2 separate regions of the Homo sapiens genome follow, and region 2 is linked to region 1. A link is a loop called in an ENCODE intact Hi-C map of the cell type or tissue named here. Cell type or tissue: PC-3. All regions are shown on one strand. Links, peaks and the distances in the headings refer to the core of each region. The heading gives the core; the rest is flanking DNA.

Region 1 (11,558 bases), core at 1,786-9,785:
AAGGTTAGCCATGACAAGGATAATCTGTTGAAAAAGAGACCACCCTCTCAAAAATCAAAGCAAAGCTGTGAATTTTAAGCCAACTACAACTACGGATGGAAGGAGGCTGATGCCCTACACAGCCATTTAGGGAATTATTTTATATCCCTAACTCACCTAAGGATTGCTGAGAATGGAAAAAAAAAAAGTTCTTTGAGTTCTAGTTTTATGAACTTCCAAAAAGCTGTCTTCACTTTAGTATTCTGGTACTTTTATCAAGTTATATCTGAAAAGTTATTAGAGTTTAGGAGAGTAAAGATGTAATTTTTACTCAGAGTGAGGAAAATAGTAAGATTGTTTTAGGGCTCTGTGACTTGAAAGTAACATTTTGGAATTAAAATGGGTTCCGTTATATTCTGTCAGAAATACTGTTTTTAGAATATAAAGTTACACAGAGTCATTTAAAACTTTATTTCATATTTATTTGTTTTTCCACACGTGTTACAGTGTCCACTTTAAAACAATACTAATACAGTATCACACCCCCCGCCCAACTTTAAGTAAACCAATTTTACAGAAAGTTAAAGTCTAATGTTAATATGTATTACCTTTTGGAGCCACATCATTAGCAAAAGTTCACGACTCCACAAGCCATTTAAAGAAAGCTCAGCATTACCAAAAGCACACTCAAACATTGTTTTTTTTTTTAAATACAAATTTACCTATAGTGCCAAACATGTTTAAATTTGCTCCAAAAATTTTTCTGAAACCACAGGTCTAAATCTGACACGTCTATTGACAAGAGTTTTTTTTTTTAAAACAATAATTATTAACAAGTGAATGATGTTAGCAGGTAGGAGCACAGGATAGAAAATCAGAACTTTCCATCTGATTTCCATGGGCAGAGATTAATTAGGCCATACACTTACAGGACTTAGGCACCCATTGGGTTTAATAAAGTCAAGCAGGAAGATGATCTGATCACAATTGCACACCCAGGGGTTAGGGATTTCATATGGTACTTCTGCATGTTTTTAGAAAGAGGGCACTGCTTACCAGAAAGAAACGAATTTCTGTAAAGGAAGAATTTCAGACACTGTGGCAGGTTTGCAGATTTTTCAACAGAGGTCCTCAAATGACACCATAAACATGACCACTTATTCTGCCTATGAATAAGGCAAGTTCCTAACAATATTTGTGAATGATAACTTAGCCCAGTTATTAATCCATGGCAGTTGTAAGTGTTGACCCAGTAAGGCAAGCACTGTGCCCCAGATCCTTACTCAGTGCTTTATATTCGCTGACTCCAAAACATTTTCATTTCAACTGCACAGATTCAGCTACAATGGAATACAGATTAATGGAAAAGGACAGCCATTCTGTGAAGGTTTATTTTTAAGAAAATAGCCTAAGAGATGCTTTCTCTCTTTTGTGATCCCCTTTTCACATACAAAGTATCTCTAGATTTACACCACACAGTAAACACAAACACAATTTTATGCAAATCACAGTATATGAGGAGTTAGAAGCATCACAGATGTGATTAAACAACAAATGAGATTTTTAAGTTTCATCTTGTTTATTACACCTTCCTTCCCATTTGACTTCCCTTACGATTCACTGGCATATATAAACTTGTCTTTCTGCACTTAGTGGGGCTTCATTTTATTTAGAAAGCCCGATGACATTACTATTTGTACTTTGAAGAAAGTAATGGTTTGTATTTTACTTACTTATAGGGATCCTTCACTCCTAAGATTTCAACACACTTTTCAAACAACAAAAATCTGGACACCATACACCTGCACACAGCTTAGAGTCGGATACACACGCTGGGAGGAGAAGCAGCATTTTTCCTTGAAAAGCTAGAATCTGTCCTCTGCCTGCTTCACACTACACCCAGTGAACGAGGTCACACTAATTTCAGACATCTGTATGCTCCCAGTGCCCGGGACCGTTCCCATCACAGCCAGGGTGGTAAGAGAGGTGTCAGCAACAGGAGGCTCAGGCCGCTCCGCCTTGCAACAGAACAACTGAGCTTTAAAATGCTTCTGGAAGCTTTTGCTCAGCCAGTAGAGAGCAAAGGGGTTTACGCAAGAATTGCTGAAAGCCAAAACCCGAGAGAAAATGGTGAAAATGAAATGCATGGCAGAGGGGTCTACATAGGTTTGAGAAGTGAATGAATGGTAGAGGTACAGGAGGTGATTTGGCAACCAGCAGAGGGCAAACAGAGCCACCAACACCAATACCGTTCTGGCAATTCTCTTTCGGGATTCAATCTATAGGGGGAAGAAACATAGCAAAAAAAAAAAAAAAAAAAAAAAAAACACAAAAAACAACAACAACAAAAAAAACAAAACATTTAGCTGTGAGAGATTTTAAAAAGTTATCCTATAAATTTACATAGAAATTTACAGTTAATTACAGCTGATTTCCCTTTGAACATGCATTTGTATGCTAACTGGCTGGGATGTGCAGGAAGTCAGCCTGTGACTATATAACACAGCAAGTCAATTGGCATGGTAACCTCTGATCTTGGGCTCATTAACTCTAATTCAGAGATACCTTTCCCCCTAATTTCGAGATACTCTAGGATGTCTGCAGTTAACTCGAAGAATGCCGTGGAATTCTCCAAAATTTACTGTAATTAAAAACAAAGAGACGCTATACAAAATTGCTTTCACTGCATCAGCAGAAGCTGACTAGGTCAGAATATTGTTTTGAGGTCTATGAAAGTTGCCAAGCTGGTAACTAAAATTGTTTTTACTCTATAGGAATTCTAACCATATAGTCAAAGAAGTAAATCCAAAATGTGCTGTCCTTTTTATGTGAAGATAATCCTACCTACATCTATTAATAAGAGAAATGAGCCAAGTTAGGTGAATATATAGCCTGTGGTCACAAATAGAGCAAAGGTAACTGGTTCACATGGGTATTAAATATGCAACTTCAGTCTCATGAGCACCATTGTTAAACTAACTGAATGGACTAGCTCTAAAAAAGGCACAGTTCTCTGCGTACCGATCAAGGGGTAAATGGAATCCTCTCTCCCCCTTTCCCAGAGGTTAGAAAAATATTTTTAATCAAATGGAACTATGTTTTGGCAACATTCCTTTTATTCTGTCCATATTTATGAGAGGGAGGGTACACGTGGCTCTTGCAGTGGTCTTAATCAAGCTTCTGTGAGTCACTGTGTTCTCGTGCTACTTGCATTCCACTCTTTCCCCTCACTCCTCCCCACCTCAGTTTGCTCATCTGTGTGTAAGTGGTTTGCATTGAATAGTGTTACGGATTCTTGCCAGTTCTATATGCTATGTATTTTTATTCTGTTACACTTTCTAAAACAAAAGATGCTTTTCTTCATAGTATCATCTTATGCAGTGTTCCCCACTATTCCATGGGGTAAAAAATTTTGACTACTCTCAAACTTCAATTGTCCCCTCTCTAATAGTAGTAGTCTTACCATTTATTGAAATACTTACTCTGCACCTAAGCATTTCATCTATATCATCTAGTAATCATCTTCATTTTACAGATGAGGAAACCGAGGCTCAGAAAGGTTAGGTAACTTGCTCAAGATTACTCAGCTAGTACGTGATAGAACTGGGATTCAAACCGGAGCCTATGCTCATAACAAAAATACTACACTGCTATTGCATTTATAAACAGGAAGATACACAGTTACTCACTGTGCAAAAGTAGGAACTTCACTTCTAAATTCAAACTAGATTTGCATGAGTACTGATTAATACATACCTGCTTACGGGCATGGCTTTGTTCCTCAGTAGGTATGTTCAGGGTGCTTTTGTAAAGGGTCCTAGCAATCAAGGAATAGTAGACAGAGATAATAGAGAGTGGAATAATGTAGAACACTAAGAAGCACAGCAGAGAATGTATTTCTTGCAAGAGCTTCTTAGAGACAGGATAAGAGGTACATGATTCAAATGTCATATTTTTATTGGGATCTCGAAAAGTGTATACATTTGAAAATATAGCCTCAGGTAGAGCAAATATCATAGACACGATCCAGACGCAGCCAGCTTTTACACAAGTCTTCAGGATGGCATTGGAGGGCTGTCGCTCAAGTGGCTTCACAACTGCCTTGTATCTAGAAACACATAATCAGAGGCAAAGGTCCAAATAAATGTCAAAGTTACCAAATTTTAGGGTGAGAAGTGACCTTAGTGGTCATCCAGTTCTACCCTCCGTGCATATGTGTATAACCAAGTCAACATTAACCAACTAGAATTGGCTATGGTTTTAAATGCACATAATACATCCCAATATTTTTATTTATGCTAATCTCCTTTTCCATTATTCACTCCTATGAGATATTCCAGATTTGCAATTTTATAATTTTATGTATAGACTCTCTATTTAGGACAAATAAACATTTATCAGCATGACTTTATGTGTGACTGAGAGTAATTCACCACCTGTGTATTACCTTAAGTGTAATACACTTAAGGTACCTAAAAGACTTCTTTTGTATAAGTGACTGATGTTAAACTGAATTAATTTTCCTTTCTTCATGAGTGAACAGTTATCAACCTTCCTAGAAGAGAATTCCAAGGGTTTATGTGGTAAAGAGGAGAGGATTAATTTCTTCCCCGTTTGTAAGTGTTAATTCGTTGCCCAACCTGATCAGTGGACAGATTTAGGGCGAGGCAAAGTTGCAATCAGAAGTCCTGTGCCGGTACAGAGATACCTCCTCATTCAAACAAATCCACCTTAAAATCTACAGTCATTAAGCCAGTCTGCCCTCAAATAGAATATAAGACCAGTCAAAGCAAAAATCATCAAAAGACACAGGGAAAGGTTTTCCTCCTCTCAGATTCTAGAATCTGAAGAAGTTATTCCTTCTGGTACTGCCAAACATCGATTACTTACAGGAATCTTGCAGGCTTTGTAAAGCATCATTTTTAACATTTGGAGCCTCAAATTTTTTCATGTTTTTACAGTTATTCTACAATAGGAACACAGAAAAACAGAGTACTTGGACTGAAAATATCCTAACACAGAATCTGAACACCCTGACTGCAAGAGGATCTCACACGCTCTCTCCACAGAGCTCTAAAAGTCAACCAAGATTAATTTATTTCTCTGGAAATGATAATGTCACTGAATGCCTACAGAGAAAACAAGTAGAATTACGTGATGACATTACACTAAGTTACCAGGGAGTTGAAAACCTCACCGTTTTTCTGCCATTAGCTAATTTGATGAATTTCAAATAAATTAGATGCCTGTGTCTTTTTACCACTCTTCCAATATACAGTTATACATATGTGGTCAATTTCACACCTATCCTGGTTTTCATGTTGACTATATTGCACCACTAGGCTGCACTAATGTATAAAGCATGAATTTTTTTCCTTTACACCTGGAACAATTTGCTTTACTTAATAAACTGGAGAAAAATAAAAACCCCGTTCAGTATACTTCCGAGCAAACAATAAGAATAAATTATCCATAAAGCATGCAATTTCAACTTCTCCTCCGTGCTAACACAGAAATTTTAACATTCTTACACTAACTTTTATTTTAAATGCCACCAGATTTTCCAATCTCACATCCACGTTACAGAGTGTGAGAAAAGCAGAATAGTAGCCAGTAAATGCTAAGTACAAGCTTTCCTTTCTTTTTGCCCAATTTCACATCCTGGCAAATATAATGGAGAAAAGAAACTCACCTGTCAGCGCTGAGAATTGTTAATGTGAACACTGACACACCAACAGAAGTGAGCCGGATGAAAGAGAGCACCTTACAACCAATTCTTCCGAACAGCCATCCTTCTGCAAGGTAGTGAGTTGCATCCACTGGCACACAAGTTAGCAGAAGTAAAAGATCTCCAAAAGCCAGGCTGGTGATGAAAATATTTGGAACTGTTTGCATGGATTTGGTCTTGAAAAAGACTTTGATGAGAATAGCATTTCCAAGGATGCCCACTGAAATGATCACAGCATAAGTAATATAGATGGCACACAATGCTTCTATTCCTGGAGAGTTGTCCCCGCTCCATCCTTTATTTGTGTTATCGTTAGAAACCACAGAGCTTGATGATTCTGTGTCATTTGTGATTGAAATTAAAGTCTGATTAGGTGAGTGAGGCTGCCTTTGAGCCATTTCTTCTGAAGACTGTGTCTTTAATATTTCTTCTTCTCAGTTCAAATGCAGTTGATTGTCACGTCCAATGCCTACGTCTAGTAACGAGATGGTATTAGGAGAACAGAACAGAACAGAATGGGAAGAAAATCCAAGACATCCAGATACTCCTTTGCTTCAGTTCTGTGTGTCTCCCAGCATGCTTGGCTAAATGCTTACCCATCTGGCACTGAAGAGTAGGAGGTGGAGTTTTATTGGCGTGTCCTGTCATAAGGAGAGGGAGGGGGCTGGGGAAATGCTCTGCAGTTGCTTATTCTTCCCTGTTGGGGAATCTTGGGACCAACTAGACCCTATTAAATCGTCTTATTTATTATTAGAATCACCCTGTTTTCATATCTACCCAGGATGGTCTATATAGGTTTTGTCAATTTTTTTTAAGAAAAAAACCATTTATCCCCCTGCAATCACATGGTAGTCTAGTGCATTTTGTTTTACATGATAAATAAGTGTAGGTGTCCCCTGAAGCACAACCTTGAACCCACTCCTCAAAATTTAATATCAGAGAGATGGTGAAGCAACAGATCATTTACACTTCGACAGGGTTTATGTCACCTCCAAGGAGTGATCATTCAGGTCACTTGGGCTTAATACCTAGCTCTGTCACGTGGTAAACCCCAACTTTGCAGTTATCCAGGCTGTGCTGTACACTATCAAAACAACCTTTTTAATTTTTTTTTTTTTTTTGAGATGGAGTCTCACTCTGTCACCCAGGCTGGAGTGCAGTGGCTCGATCTTGGCTCACTGCAACCTCCACCTCCTGGGTTCAAGCAATTCTCCTGCCTCAGTCTCCCGAGTAGCTGGGATTACAGGCGCCCGCCACCATGCCTGGCTAATTTTTGTATTTTTAGTAGAGACAGGGTTTCACCATGTTGGCCAGGCTGGTCTTGAACTCCTGACCTCAGGCAATCCGCCTGCCTCAGCCTCCCAAAGTGCTGGGATTACAGGCATGAGCCACCACACCCAGCCAAAACAACCTTTTAAGAGATGAAAAATCCAGGCACAGCACCAGTTGCTTTGTCTCTAAATGTCCTAATAAAACCACTTTTTACTGTTTGACTGTCTGTTTTAATGCCATGTTTTCTTTTAAGGGGCTGTTTAGGATTTTTCTCTCTAGAAATGGTTAAAGGGAACCTAACCTGCCTTATTCCAAAACAAAACAATACAGAACATCACTGCTCAAGCTCCTGACACAAAAGAACTTTTAAGAATGAAAATCATCATTTGCAGATGAAGAAATGAAATAGGTGACTCCAGGGATGATGGGCATGTAGATGATGTTTACATCAACTGAAAGAAGTACACATTTAAGGCAACCACCTCAGTACCAGCCAGAGAAGCTACTTTTTACAGAAAACATAACCATGTGCTTTATATGTATGTGTTTGTGGTGGGGGCACTGTTTGGGAGCAGGAAGCTAGCAGTTGGAGTGTAGTTACTAATTGAAGCTGCTAAGAAATATTCTCTGAAATTATCAAATGCAATGCATAATCTCTCAGCTAGAAACCATGTAGTGAGGTGTTCATAAATATAACCATATTAGAAAGTAGTCTGGGGAGCGAAGTGAAAAAGAGCAAAGTATTTGGCTAGCTAATGAACAGGGGGAACAACAAAGGTTGTTCTTTATACTTAGTAGGGGCAATCAGTTCTTCAGAGAAAGTGAAGTGGATGAATTGAATCAATTACCTCCTTAATTTCATGAAGGGTGGAAGACAGATGTGGTTTAAGTCCCCCAAACCACACCTATCCCCCACCCTTTATAAGTTATTGCCACAGCTTGAATCACTCAGCTAAATAACTGCCTTTGATGGGAATGGGGGTGCGGGGGAGTGTTTGCATAAACCCAAGTTCCTAAGCTTTCAGATATATACACTCTAGTAATTTCATACACTGGGCTGGTTCTTTAAGATTGTCTCTACAGAAAAGGGCTCCTTAAAGGGTTCACATCTTGTTCTCAGCAAACTAATGATAAAATCTCCCTGGGACTCCTGTGTATCATTTACCAAGGAGCAAACCATGTCTTCCAATTCACACCACAGCCGATCTCCACATGGCACTGTTTTGTAAGTTCTGTAATGCTTGCATGTGATTTCTGAGATTATCTGAATTCCCAGATCTCACTCATGCTTTCAGCAGGCTGCAGCCACTGGAATACTTTTTCTTCTCCCTCTTCCTTCTGATCAAGAGCGGTCAAGAGAGAGTAGTTGTATTGGAGTAGTACTGGAGCAGTGGGGGTCTTAGATCTCTAGAATTCCAGAATCCCAGAATATCAGAGATGGAAGTGACCCTAGACATGATCAAATCAAATGCTCTCATTTTGCAGAGGCAGAAATGAGGTCCAGAGTAGGGAAAGTATCTCACCCAAGGTCTCACAAGTTCTCAACAGAACTAAGATGAAACACAGATTCTCTTTGGCTTCTGAAAGGTTAAAAATCAGTGACAAGAGCTGAAAAACACTCAGTTCCTGACAATGAGCCATATTTGCTCATTTGGCATTGTAGGCTTAGGTTTTCTGCGTGTTCTATTAACCAAAGAACAAGAGATTTCCAGGCTAACCAGTGATTCATGATAGATAATTTAAATGCATTTGCTTTTGTATCTCTTTTACAACCTTATAATTCACTAGCAAAAGATAACCATGTCTTGTTAATCATTTTTAGCTAGGCACTTGGCCTATACAAAATGATGAAATCCTTTTTTGTTTTTAGTACATAAGTGGTCAATATTATCATCCAAGATTTTCAAAACAACTACTTGGTTTTAGATAAGGAATTGTAATACAATCCTAATGCAGCTTTTTGACTCAGAAAAGTATTAGAAGTTGAATGAATAAGTTACCAATTTTCTGAAGTTGTGTTTTCTGGTTCACAGCCCAATTTAGTTGGTGTTGTAAAAATGTTTTTTTAAGTCTCTAAGGAGCTGGGCATCTAAGGGTGCTGAAGAAGCCTTCTCTACCTCTCAGGTGGTGGGGAGAGGGGTTAGAAAACAGCTGCCAGAGAGAAGCTGCCAATTTGGTTCTAAGATTCTCGGCCATCAGTAAACAGGACAGTGGTTCTCAAATTTTGGCTTGCCCCAGAATCATCAGGAAGGCTTATCAAAACACAGATTGCTGGGTCCCACCTCCAGAGCTTCTGATTTGGTAGGTCTGGCGTGGGACCTGAGTATGTGCATTTTGAACAAGGTCCCAGGTGATGAGGATGCTGCTGGTTGGGACCACACTCGAGAACCACTTAGGATAAAAATAATTCAGTTCTTCCAAGAGGATCATGGGTTTTTTTTTTCCTGATACTGAGGTGCAACAGATATTTCTGTGGGTCTTCATTAATGAAAAAGGTACTCTCTGCTGTGATAGATATGTCAAAAACCTTCCTGGAGCTGGCTGTCCTCCCTATATATCTTAATCCCTGGTAAGCCAGATTCACTGAACTCTTGGGCATCTATGCCCAAATCATCCAGGGTGCTTGGGGTGATCTCTCCAATGGGAGAAAGATGAAGTGCATAAACTTTTTGCCTCTTACTCAATTTCAAAATCTGTTTGTATATTTAAGAACTGAAAATTGAATGACTAGAACTCTCAATCTTTAAGTCTCTAATGATCAAGCTTTCTTCTTTTATACTTTTGCACTAGGAAGTTGGATGGATTTCTTTGTTATAGATTAATTGGGTTAGATCAATTATAGGATAATATAATTCGACATGTGGGTGTGTTTGGAGCTATGTAATAATTATTTCTGTTGTCACAAAGTTCTCTTTCATTACTTCTGGTCCTAAAACCTGATTGGTACAGTTTCATATTCCAAGGGGAGCTTACTGTTCAGAATGGCCTCTGCAGAGACCAGGTAAAATAAATACAACTGTGCCATGGAACAGTTGTACTATTCTACTCTACATGGTAGAGTAGAAAGCCAAGAGGTAGAAGCAAAGAGTAGAAATTCCAATTGAATCTTTGAAATGGAATTTTTTGTTAAAGGCAAATTCTTGTCATGATTAAACTTAATGGCTCTGTAAAAGTGGACAACCATGTAGGCTGTTGGCAGACTTAGGTACCTTTATAGATGCCCTTATCACTGTACTTGTCCATCCACACATGCCTAATGGTGTATGCTATGATCCAGGTGAAATTCTACTATTATAATAGATTGAGACAATTTTGTGATTACATAAAATGTTTAGGCTTCCTGCATATATTGAAGTACAAACTATTAAGTAGATGAATTTTTCTCTTAATGCATTTCTATCTTTCTTCTCAGTAATCTTCCTTTTCCTGGAATTCTCTGCTATATCCTCAACCATGTGTACCATTCCCATATGGCTTACTTTCAGCTTCCTACTTCTTAATCCTGTTCAGGTGCCTCAAATCAATGAAAATTGTACATTTACCATATAGCTCCACAATTTCACTTCTAGGCTTCTACCCAAAATAAATGAAAACATACATCTACACAAAGACTAGTAAGAAAAATGAACATTGAAGCATTTTTTGTAAAATCAAATGAGAAATAACCCAAATGTCTGTCTGTTATGTTAGCAAGTGGGTTAACAAAATGTGGCTTACCCAGGCAATGGAATACTACACAGCAATAAAAAAGGACAATTGATACTTATTACAACATGGACGAATCTTAAACGTATGCAATGAAAGACACCAGATATACTATATGATTCCTTAATATGAAATTGCTAGAAAAGACAAAACCATAAATTATAGACAACTCACAAATAGTTGCCTGGGTCTGAAGGTTGGGGCAGGGATGACTGCTAAGCAGTACAGGGAATATTTAGGAAAGATGGAAGTATTCCAAAACTATGTGGTGTGATGATGATGGATGCATGATTGTATACATTTATTAAAACTCAACCTTTACACTTAGAATAGGTGCATTTATGGTATATAAGTTATGCCTCAATGAAGCTGAAAAATGGGGAGAATAAAAGTAAGCCCAGGGCCAGATGCCATTGAGGGATAGGGATGAGTGGGACATTTTCTAGCAAGTCTCACCTGTGCACAGGATGGAGCCAGCTCTGCCTAATGCTGCCGCTGATCCAGTGGGCATCAGGCCACCCTGCAGTCTCCACAGCCTCTGTCAGGACTAGGGCTCTTGCTCTTGGGAGATACTGAGATGAGTAAGACTTAGCACCTGTCCTCAAAGAGGTTAATGAAAGAGATAAAGGACACAAATAGCCAGAAAATCTGAATTTCTGTGGCTCCAACACATACTTGCTCACACATAATGTTTAGCTTCCTGCAACGCCCTCACCTCAAGCACTTCTAGGAGCCCCTAACAATGAGAGTCCTGCCAGTATGTTCTCACTGGCACTGTTGCTGTTCCACTGGGTGCCCCATGCTCTGCCCTGCAGTCTCTATGTTACTCTGCCAAGACTTATAGTCTTTTGCATTGTTCCACCAAGCACAGCAG
Region 2 (9,223 bases), core at 1-8,000, 330 kb after region 1:
TGCAGCAGGGCACAGCTCTTCACAGCAGGGGCACCAGAGTCAGACTGCCTGAGCCCAAATACAGGCTCCGCCTCATATTAGCTGTCCAGCCTCTATGAGCATCATAATGGCCACCTACCTCATAGAGGTAAGGAGGTACGTCCATGCAAAGCATTTAGCAGTGCCTCCCCCACACAAGGTACGCATTGAATGTTAAATACATACTTACTACTATTATTATAGCAGGCAAAGAGTCAAACTGTTATCAAACGTGGATAATGATTTCACATGCCGCCACAAACACTTGACACCAAATATACCTTTCTTTCGATTCCATCCACCTTAAGCTTCAAACCTGAATCTGTCACACACTAGTCTTATCATATTTCATCTTACTCACCCTTCTGGAATTGATTTTTCCTAGAGATGAGTACAATTCATACCGATTCTACTTAATGGAATCCGGTTGTCTTTTTCAAGAACCGGAATCACTTCCTTCCTAAGATTCCCACCTTGCCAATGGCTTCCCTGCCATCTCTCTGTCTGCTCCTCACCTCTACATGTTCCGGCTTGGAGGGGGTGGTGGGGAAGGGGCAGGGAAAGTGTCTTCTAGTTACCAGACCAAACCCTGGCTATCCTTTCCAGAAAGTCCTTGCATTTCATGTTCTCTGACACCCTCCAGAGGGCAGAAGAAAGAAAGGCCCAAAGGCTGAGGAGGCAAAGCTCTCACATGGGATTCAACTCAGACTCATGCTGGAGCAGTCTTCGTTCCATAGTTCATGGTTTCACCACCCAGAATTAGTCCACAAAGGAGAAAAATTGACAGTCAGATCTGAACTGCCTTTGTATCTCCATTTCACTTTATCATCTGTACTAGCATGTCCCACTTAACATGAGCTGGGGTCGTGAGGCTGAAGCACTCATGGTGGGTATATTTGTGTGTACTTTTCAATCTGCAGCGTGTAACTGTGTCTCTGACCAGAACATCATATAAATTACGTTGACAACATTGTGCAAGTTAAAGAATAAAAACAAAACAGCACACAAAACACTGGGTAAGATGACAGCAAAGTAATCCAAAATAAAGCTCAAACACTTTAGAGTTAGTCATGCTTTCAAAGAGATCATGATAATCATATCCCACCCTGACAAAATTAATAAGTGAAAATAGACAAACCACATATATTATTCCAGAAAGAAGCCAAGAGTTACTTTTTAGTGACATTTAACACATACAATCACTCTCCAGGTTTAGCAAAAGTATTGTGGTCATGGACACTGCTGACCCTTATCACTACTGACAACCAAGCTTCAATGATCCCCACATCACCAATCAATTGTGTGAATTACGTGGAAAAGAAAATCCAGTGACAACAGCTGTTTGAAAGAACTTAAAAGAAGAGTCAAATCAATCAAAAGAGATGATCCCCCACAGACTCATTGTCTCCTCTCAATTCTTTGAATGTGATTGTCATGGTAACGATTCCTTAATCACAGCCTTCAGAATATTCTCTCCCACCCAAGAAATCAAAGAACAGTGAATTCCAAACATCTTCTTAATTAGGTACACTTGTGATGAGACTGGGTGGCACAGACTTCTCATTTACCTCACTTTTATTCAAATACTTATGCTACTATAGAGGTCAGAAACATCGGCATGTGCACCATTAAAAACACATTTTAAATGTTTACCATAAAAGGCAATGATAAATACAACTGAGGTAGCCACTGGCTCATTTTCTTTAACAAAAGAACTGGTAAACTGGCTCTCATTCGGCAAAATAATTTATTGGAAATAAGCAGTACAGATTAAAGATGCCTCATTTTTAATAATTCCAACATAATTAAGATCTACAACATAACCAAATCTTTAACAGTATATTCATTTAATAAACAAGCAAAAACTGGAAGGATATTACCAGTTATAGAAATATAATAAAGTCCAGTTTTGTGTCCTTATATTTAGTACAGAGTATTATCTGGTGATATCCTCTATATACTCTGGAAGATCATTTATTCTACACGTTTCTATATTTATTTTATATGATACAATCATAATATTCCTCACAATTTGCAAAGAGAGGAATTATCCCTATCCAGTTTGGGAAAAGATGGGTTATATTTTTAAAAGTTATCTACCAGATATACTAAAAATTTCAAGTTATGATTAGTCCAGATTTTTCTGCAGATTTTTGCACTTCTTTCAAAAACTAAAGTGCACACATTTACCAAAGTTGGAGTAGTGAGTCATTTTTAACTTTGCATAGGAATATATGCAACTTTGCATAGGAATATATGCAACCCTGTAAAATACTGAGTCTGCTTTCATAGATTTTCAAATTAGTAAATAAAAGGTGTCTTTCCTTCCAGATGTGGCATGACCTAGAAACTAACAAAAGGTCCCACCATGCCCTAAATAAATACCAAGGAGCTCTTTCTGTGAGCCATTTCTGGATGCAAATTTGAATAATTTTTGGTCATAAAGGAAGAATAAGTATATTGGGGAAAAACATAAAGGGACAAATATATTTATTTTTTAACTGGAATATTAAAACCTTAAGAATACTTATGAATAAAAAAGCCATCGAAAATAGAATAGAGGCAAGGAGCAGTGATGCACGCCTGTAATCCCAGCACTTTGGGAGGTCGAGACCAGCCTGGCCAACATGGTGAAGCCCCATCTCTACTGAAAATACAAAAATGAGCCAGACATGGTGGTGCGTGCCTGTAATTCCAGCTACTTGGGAGGCCGAGACACGAGAATCACTTGAATCCAGGAGGCAGAGGTTGCAGTGAGCCGAGATTGCACCACTGTACTCCAACCTGGGCAAAAGAGCAAGACTGTGTCTCAAAAAAAAAAAAATAGAGTACACTACAGTTATCAAGCACAAAGAACAAATTGGAACAAAGGAAAAACACAAGTCAAATGGCAAAATCTAGCAAGAAAAATGGAGCAGCAAATATTTGCTGAAGTCAAAAGGTAAAAACCTTGAAATTCTTGTCCTTTGCCCTAATGTTCAATGGTATTTTTGTTTTGTTTTAAAAATATGAAGACTGATGTCCTCTCAATGACTATTACAGCAGCTCCCAAATAAAACAAATGATAAAATAAAAACTCACTTAATTGACTGATAGGCTTGAATTACTCATTGCCAAGTCTACAACTTTCCCACAACTCCAAGCATTCTTTCCTTAAAAGAAAAACAGCATTTTTTCCCTCTGACATGATGACCATGAGTAGCTTTTGAGGTGACTGTAATTCTGTATTTTTCTATAACTTGCTGTGGGTCACCTCCGCATTATAACTCCTAAATCAAAGCAACAAAAAACAAAGAATTGTACAGATCCATACATGACAATTTTGCCAGATGCATCTAGAGAGCACTGGCCCTCCCAGAAGTCTGAGAGGTACTCCTGAACCAAAGACATTCTAACATTGCTGTCACCCCAGCAACCATCGCCAAACCCTGCCCATTTTTCCTGCAAAAGAGCTTTCATACATTTTCTTCCTTATAATTTCATTTCTAAGGTCCTAATTTGGCCCATTATCACTTCACACCAGACTATTTCATCAGATTTCTTAACTATGGGTATGCCCTCTTCTTCACATAGCTAGCATCAGAATCATCTCTCAAATGTTCCACCTCGGATGTATCACTCCCATTGCCAAAAACCTTTCTCCATTGTAATCTAAAGGCCAAGTTTCTTTGAGTGAAATTCAAGCCTCTGGCTTTGGCTGACTCCCTGCATCTGACGTTCATTGCAGCTAGAGAATGACAGAAGTCTTGGTTCATGCCACTTTCCCCTAAACCAGTGATTCTCAAAATTGGCGGCACCTGGAGAGCCAAAGCAACTAGTGATGCCTGGGTGCCTGCTACGGTTTTCATGTGTCCAAGATTCAGGTGTTGAATCTTAATGGACAATGTGATGGTATTGAGAGGTGGGGCCTCTAAGAGGTGGGGTGATTAAACCGGGAGAGCTCCTCCCTGGTGGATGGGATTAAAGCTTCAACAGAGCCTTTGGCTCTCTTGCCCTTCTGCCTTCCGCCACATGAGGGCAGGGCGTTCCTCCCCTCTGGAGGCTGGAGAACTAAAGTGTCATCTTGGAAGCAGAGAGCAGCCCTTAACAATCGAACCTGTTTGCACCTTGATCTTGGGACTTCCCAGTCTCCAGAACCGTGAGAAATAGATTTCTGTTCTTTATAAGGTATCCAGTCTCAGATATTCTGTTACAGCAGCACAAACAAAGTCAGCGCCCCACCCCCAACAAAGTTCCCCCAGATGAATCTATTGTATGGCAGAGGCTGAGAACCACTGACCCAAATTCCTATAGCCTGTAATTGTCAGACTTTATTGTGCCTCAAAATCTCCTGAGAGAGGACCTTGTTAGGACACAGATGGCGGGGCCCCATCCCCAGCGTTTCTGATTCCCTAGGTCTGGAGTGGGGCCCATGAAAGTTGCATTTCTAACAAGCTCCCAGGTGATAGCTCACTGCAGCCTCCTGGGCCCATGTGATCCTCCCACCTCAGCCTCCTGAGAAACAGGGACTACAAACACACATCACCTCACCAGGCTAATGTTTTGTATTTTTTGTAGAGACAGAGTCTCACCATGTTGCCCAGGCTGGTCTGGAACTCCTGGGCTCAAGCTTCCGTTTTCCAGAATCTCTTCCACATTTATGAATCAATCTACAGAATATCTTAGAGATGATCTCGTTCATTTGCCTTTTTATAAACTGAGACCCAGAGTGGGGAGATGATTTGCCCAGAGTTTCCAATGCTTAGTGGCAGAACTCAGGCTAGGATTCAAAACTCCTGACTCTCTCCCCACACCCTATGCAGTTCAATACTCTTTCCACCACATCCTTCATGTGTCTTTAACAGCTTCTCCAATTAGAATGGGCGTTCTTTGCTTGAAGAGATCGCTAGTACTTTTTTTTTTTTTTTTTTTTTGAGACAGGGTCTCTCTCTGTCGCCCAGGCTGGAGTGGAGTGGCACAATCTCATCTCACTGCCACCTCCATATCCCAGGTTCAAGTGATCCTCCTGCCTCAGCCTCCTGAGTAGCTGGGACCACAGGCAGATGCCACCACACCCAGCTAATGTTTGTATTTTTAGTAGAAACGGGGTTTCACCATATTGTCCATGCTGGTCTCAAACTCCTGACCTCAAGTGATCCGCCTGCCTCGGCCTCCCAAAGTGCTGGGATTACAGGCATGAGCCACCACGCCCGGCCTTGAAGAGATCACTGTTGTTTTAAGGCTCCCCACAGCATCTAGCAAACCTAGCCAAGTGCCTTCTCCTTAGAGTAAGCACTGGATAAATATTTTTTTATTTCATCTTACTAAGTACTCAGCCCCATACTTTTCCTAAATTGGCATTGGCGCTCCATGAACTGTTTCCTTACAATTCAGCAACTGGGCAGCTCTGCTCCCATCAATTAGCCCTGGAGCAAATCCTTCATATCAGCACGCATGTGGCCATTATCTGCTATGGGGATAATCATGAACACATAAGGAAAATTTAGGGGGGTTTTAAAAGTTGCAGGAATAACTAAGTTTGTAAGGTGACAAAATTCAACTTTCAAATTGTATGTCAGAAAACGTTTACAAAATACCCTAAGTCTCATTTAATACCCAACAAACCACTGCAGCAGTAACAATCAGGCAGTCCAAGAATTATAAAGTATGTTGCTCTGGTACTTTGAATACTTAAGCCAATTATTTTCATGCTGAGGCTCTCCTGGTTCCTTAACAGAAAATTCAAAAGTAACTGGATTAAGGATAAAGAGAAGACAGAATGAGGGGAAGACAAAGAGGAGCCAATAGGTGGCAAGAAGCAGGTGGGTGAGCAGCAAGGGGGCAAAAGGATGCTGTCACATGCCTGTCCCACAAGCCGCTGCCACTATACCTCCCCAATCCTTCCAGATACTCACAGTAGTTAGGGAGCATGACTACACTAGGCCTAATGACGAACCCAGCCTGTCTATATCTGGGAAACAAACATATTATGATTGGGTTAGATGGTGACTTTTGCCATTTTTCCAATCAACATGAATTGCAGTAAAGTCACGTCAGCTGCAGGATTTGGTGTCGATTGTGAAGCTGACTGAAAGAAATCCAGTGGCAGTAGCTCACTACTGGCATCAAGTGACCATTTAGCCTGGCCACTGAACTGGAATCCTAGCTTCCATCATGAAATGGGACTTGAGGGAGAGGTTATTTTTATCCTCTTTCTCCCCTTCCTCATCAAAATCTGCTTTTAACAGGTGGTACCACATATATAGTCAATTCAGGCAACCAATGAAATTAAGAAAAATAAAATTCTGTCTAACAATAGATGTAACAATGAGGACACCTAACAGATCTGTACACAAAGAATTATTTCCAATATACAAAATAAAGTTTAATAAGCTAAACAAGCCATGAGTTTGAGACCAGCCTGGACAATATAGCGAGACCCTGCCTCTACGAAACTAAAACATTAGATGGGTGTGGTGATGCACACCTGCAGTCCCAGCTACTCAGGAGGCTGAAGCAGAGGGATTGTTTGCGCCCAGGAGGTCAAGACTGCAGTGAGCCACGATCGTCACTGTTTTCCAGCCTGTGTGACAGAGCAAGACACAGTTTCAAAAAAAACAAACAAACAAACAAAAAAACTAAACAGGCGAACTCTATAATCAACTCTTCCCTTTATTGGTATTTTTCAGATAATCACATGAACTATGAGGTTTTTCACCCCAGGTCTTATCACAGACCTGACAGACAACCACTTCAAGATACACAGTGCTTGAGTGATGGCTCCCATTTGCCTTCTAATCCTTGATGGCTTCTCAGTTTTTTTCTTTCCCTTTGCAGCTGCAATGTCCCTCTTAGACCTGATCCTCCCCTCACCCCCACTACCACGTACCACAGAATGTTCTGTTCTCATAGCCAACTCAGGAAAGCAATGGGTACTTGTAATTGCCCATCATAGTTACCCAGGTCCAATATAAAGAAACTATTTACATTAATGCCTATAAAAACCGAATCTTTTCACACACGTTTACTGTAGAGCTGGCCATACTGAGTAAGTGCATGGAAGTTCTGGCATTGGGCCTATGCTTCTACAAGCCATGCAATAATAGCCTTTGGCCCAAAGCAATCAAACTCTGACCTGGATATTGGCTCAGAGTTGGCATAAGTTCACCAACTGTCACTGTTGCTAATGATACCACAAATGCAAGGGTCAAAAGAGGGCCCACTGGGTTGTAGGGCAGGGAATTTGCCAAATCTGGGACTCCACTGCAAAGATGGCATGATGTTTCAAGGGTGGCAAGCGAAGTCCCAACCCACTGCTCCCACTGACCTATCTACTGACTATTGTGCAACTAGACATAGCATTGGAGGTACTGGGCAGCTCTCCTGGAACCTCATACTTCCCCTTTTCAGGGGCTCGTGCCACAAGTTACATCACTCAAGGAGAAACACATCTCTTATTTCACTCATTCTGAAAAACAAACACTGGAATTTATTTATTTATTTATGTATTTATTTAAGACAGGGTCTCACTCTGTCTCCCAGGTTGGAGTACAGTGGCGTGATCTCGGTTCACCGCAACCTCTGCCTCCCGCGTTTAAGTGATTCTCCCACCTCAACCACCCGAATAGCTGGGAATACAGGCACATGCCACCACACCCGGCTAATTTTTGTATTTTCAGTAGAGACAGGGTTTCATCATGTTGGCCAGGCTGGTCTCAAACTCCTGGCCTTAAGTGATCCACCCACCTCAGCCTCCCAGATTGCTGGGATTACAGGCATGAGCCACTGTACCTGGCCACAAACAGTAGACTTTAATCCACACGGTAATAATAAAAAGCTCCTGATCTAGTCTTTGTATTTCTGAAACCCATACATTTGAAGAGTTTTTTTTTTTAATTAGTAGACTTTTTTTTTTTTTAGCAGTTTTAGGTTTACAGAAAAACTAAGCAGGAAGTACTGAGTTTCTGTATACCTCCTTAGCATCCATCTCCCAGTTTCCCCTATTATTAATATCTTGTATTGATGTGGTACATTTGTCCCAATTGATGGGCCAACGTTAATACATTATAATGAACTAAAGTCTAGGGTTTACATTAGGGTTCATTCATTGCGTTGTGCATTTTATGGGTTTTGACAAATGTTGAATGGGTTCTTTAATATCTTTATGGCCCATTCTGAAAAACAATAAATCACCTTATCTCAGGACAATTTTAATTGCTTTACAATTATCAAAGGAAGTTTCCTAGGAATATTATAATGTAAACTATTCACTTATTTTTAATGATTCGTGGCTTCAAAGACGGTCATAACACAGCCCAGCAAGTATATTCAACTTTGATTATCCAAAAACCATCCTTTCACAACTCTCCAATTTCCAGTACAGCTCGAAACTGGAAAGGAGTGTGAAAAAAGTGTTGGATCACAGGAGAAACAGCCTCCAAGATGCTATCTGACACATTGGAATTAGTCTGCTGCCCTCTCGGTCTGGAGATGTTTATAAAAATGGCTTTCTCATGAGAAATCAGAGCAGTGCAAGAGAAGTGGCATCAGGATACGGGAAAGACATGGAGGAGGAAAATCAGGGAAGGAAGATAGGGCAGAAACAGTAGAAATCGAGAGTGGCAAGAGGAGACGACGCATGCCGAAGTAATAGCAACAGAACAGAGAGCCAGCGAGATATTTTTTGACACTTGGATTTTTCTAGAAGGTGACAAACGAAGGGACAAACTCCATCTCAATGCAGCAGCCTTTAAATTGCTCAATAATTATTAGTTCAATTAAATATATCAATGAGAGTAATAACAGCATATGAAAAGCTTGCTTTGCACCTAAGTGTGTAAAGACAGTACACCTTTCATGCACAGAAAATTCCCTCTGAAGCCTTCAAATCTTTTGTAATCCTCAAGGGATAGGGTTATTAATACATAGTAATTTTATACAGAAACATATATACACACACTAGCTGGAGGGATGGGTGGATGGATGAATGATTAGACAGATAGATACATATAAAACCTTTATTCTCAGTCTTCATTTTTACTTTACAAATAAGTACGAAGCAAAATTCAAATTTTACTTCTCTGGTTCTTGAGGGATTTAACACCTCACTGTAACTACTTGAGAAGAACATACACTGCTTTTCTGTCTATCAGAATTGTTTTTCTCTTGGCTGTAATTTCTCTTCAATTCAAGTACATAATGAAACTATTTACTAAGTAGCTTACTT

What was found. A loop is a pair of places that touch in the nucleus more often than their neighbours do. Peaks named below come from ENCODE experiments on the same cell type or tissue, not always from the same donor. Only the 100,000 strongest peaks of a DNase experiment are listed, where the experiment ranks them.
Region 2: it touches region 1 in a loop (5-fold over the local background); 14 of 110 quality-filtered maps call a loop at or near these places.

What each region holds. Positions count from the first base shown.
Region 1 is chrX:136,482,662-136,494,219 of GRCh38, reverse strand. It overlaps BRS3 (bombesin receptor subtype 3), which reads right to left and starts at 6,273. Exons shown (of 3, transcript NM_001727.2): 1 at 5,672-6,273; 2 at 3,736-4,087; 3 at 440-2,258. The coding sequence starts at 6,105. The coding sequence ends at 1,845. In PC-3, for the core only: a CTCF peak has its summit at 5,323; no DNase peak of the experiment used is centred there; H3K4me3 peaks cover 381 bases.
Region 2 is chrX:136,157,831-136,167,053 of GRCh38, reverse strand. It overlaps a transcript of FHL1 not described here. Among named protein-coding and RNA genes, the nearest start is that of FHL1, 35 kb to the left of the region's middle. In PC-3, for the core only: CTCF peaks have their summits at 441, 642 (motif pointing right) and 4,019; DNase peaks (open chromatin) are centred at 403 and 4,033; H3K27ac peaks cover 2,827 bases.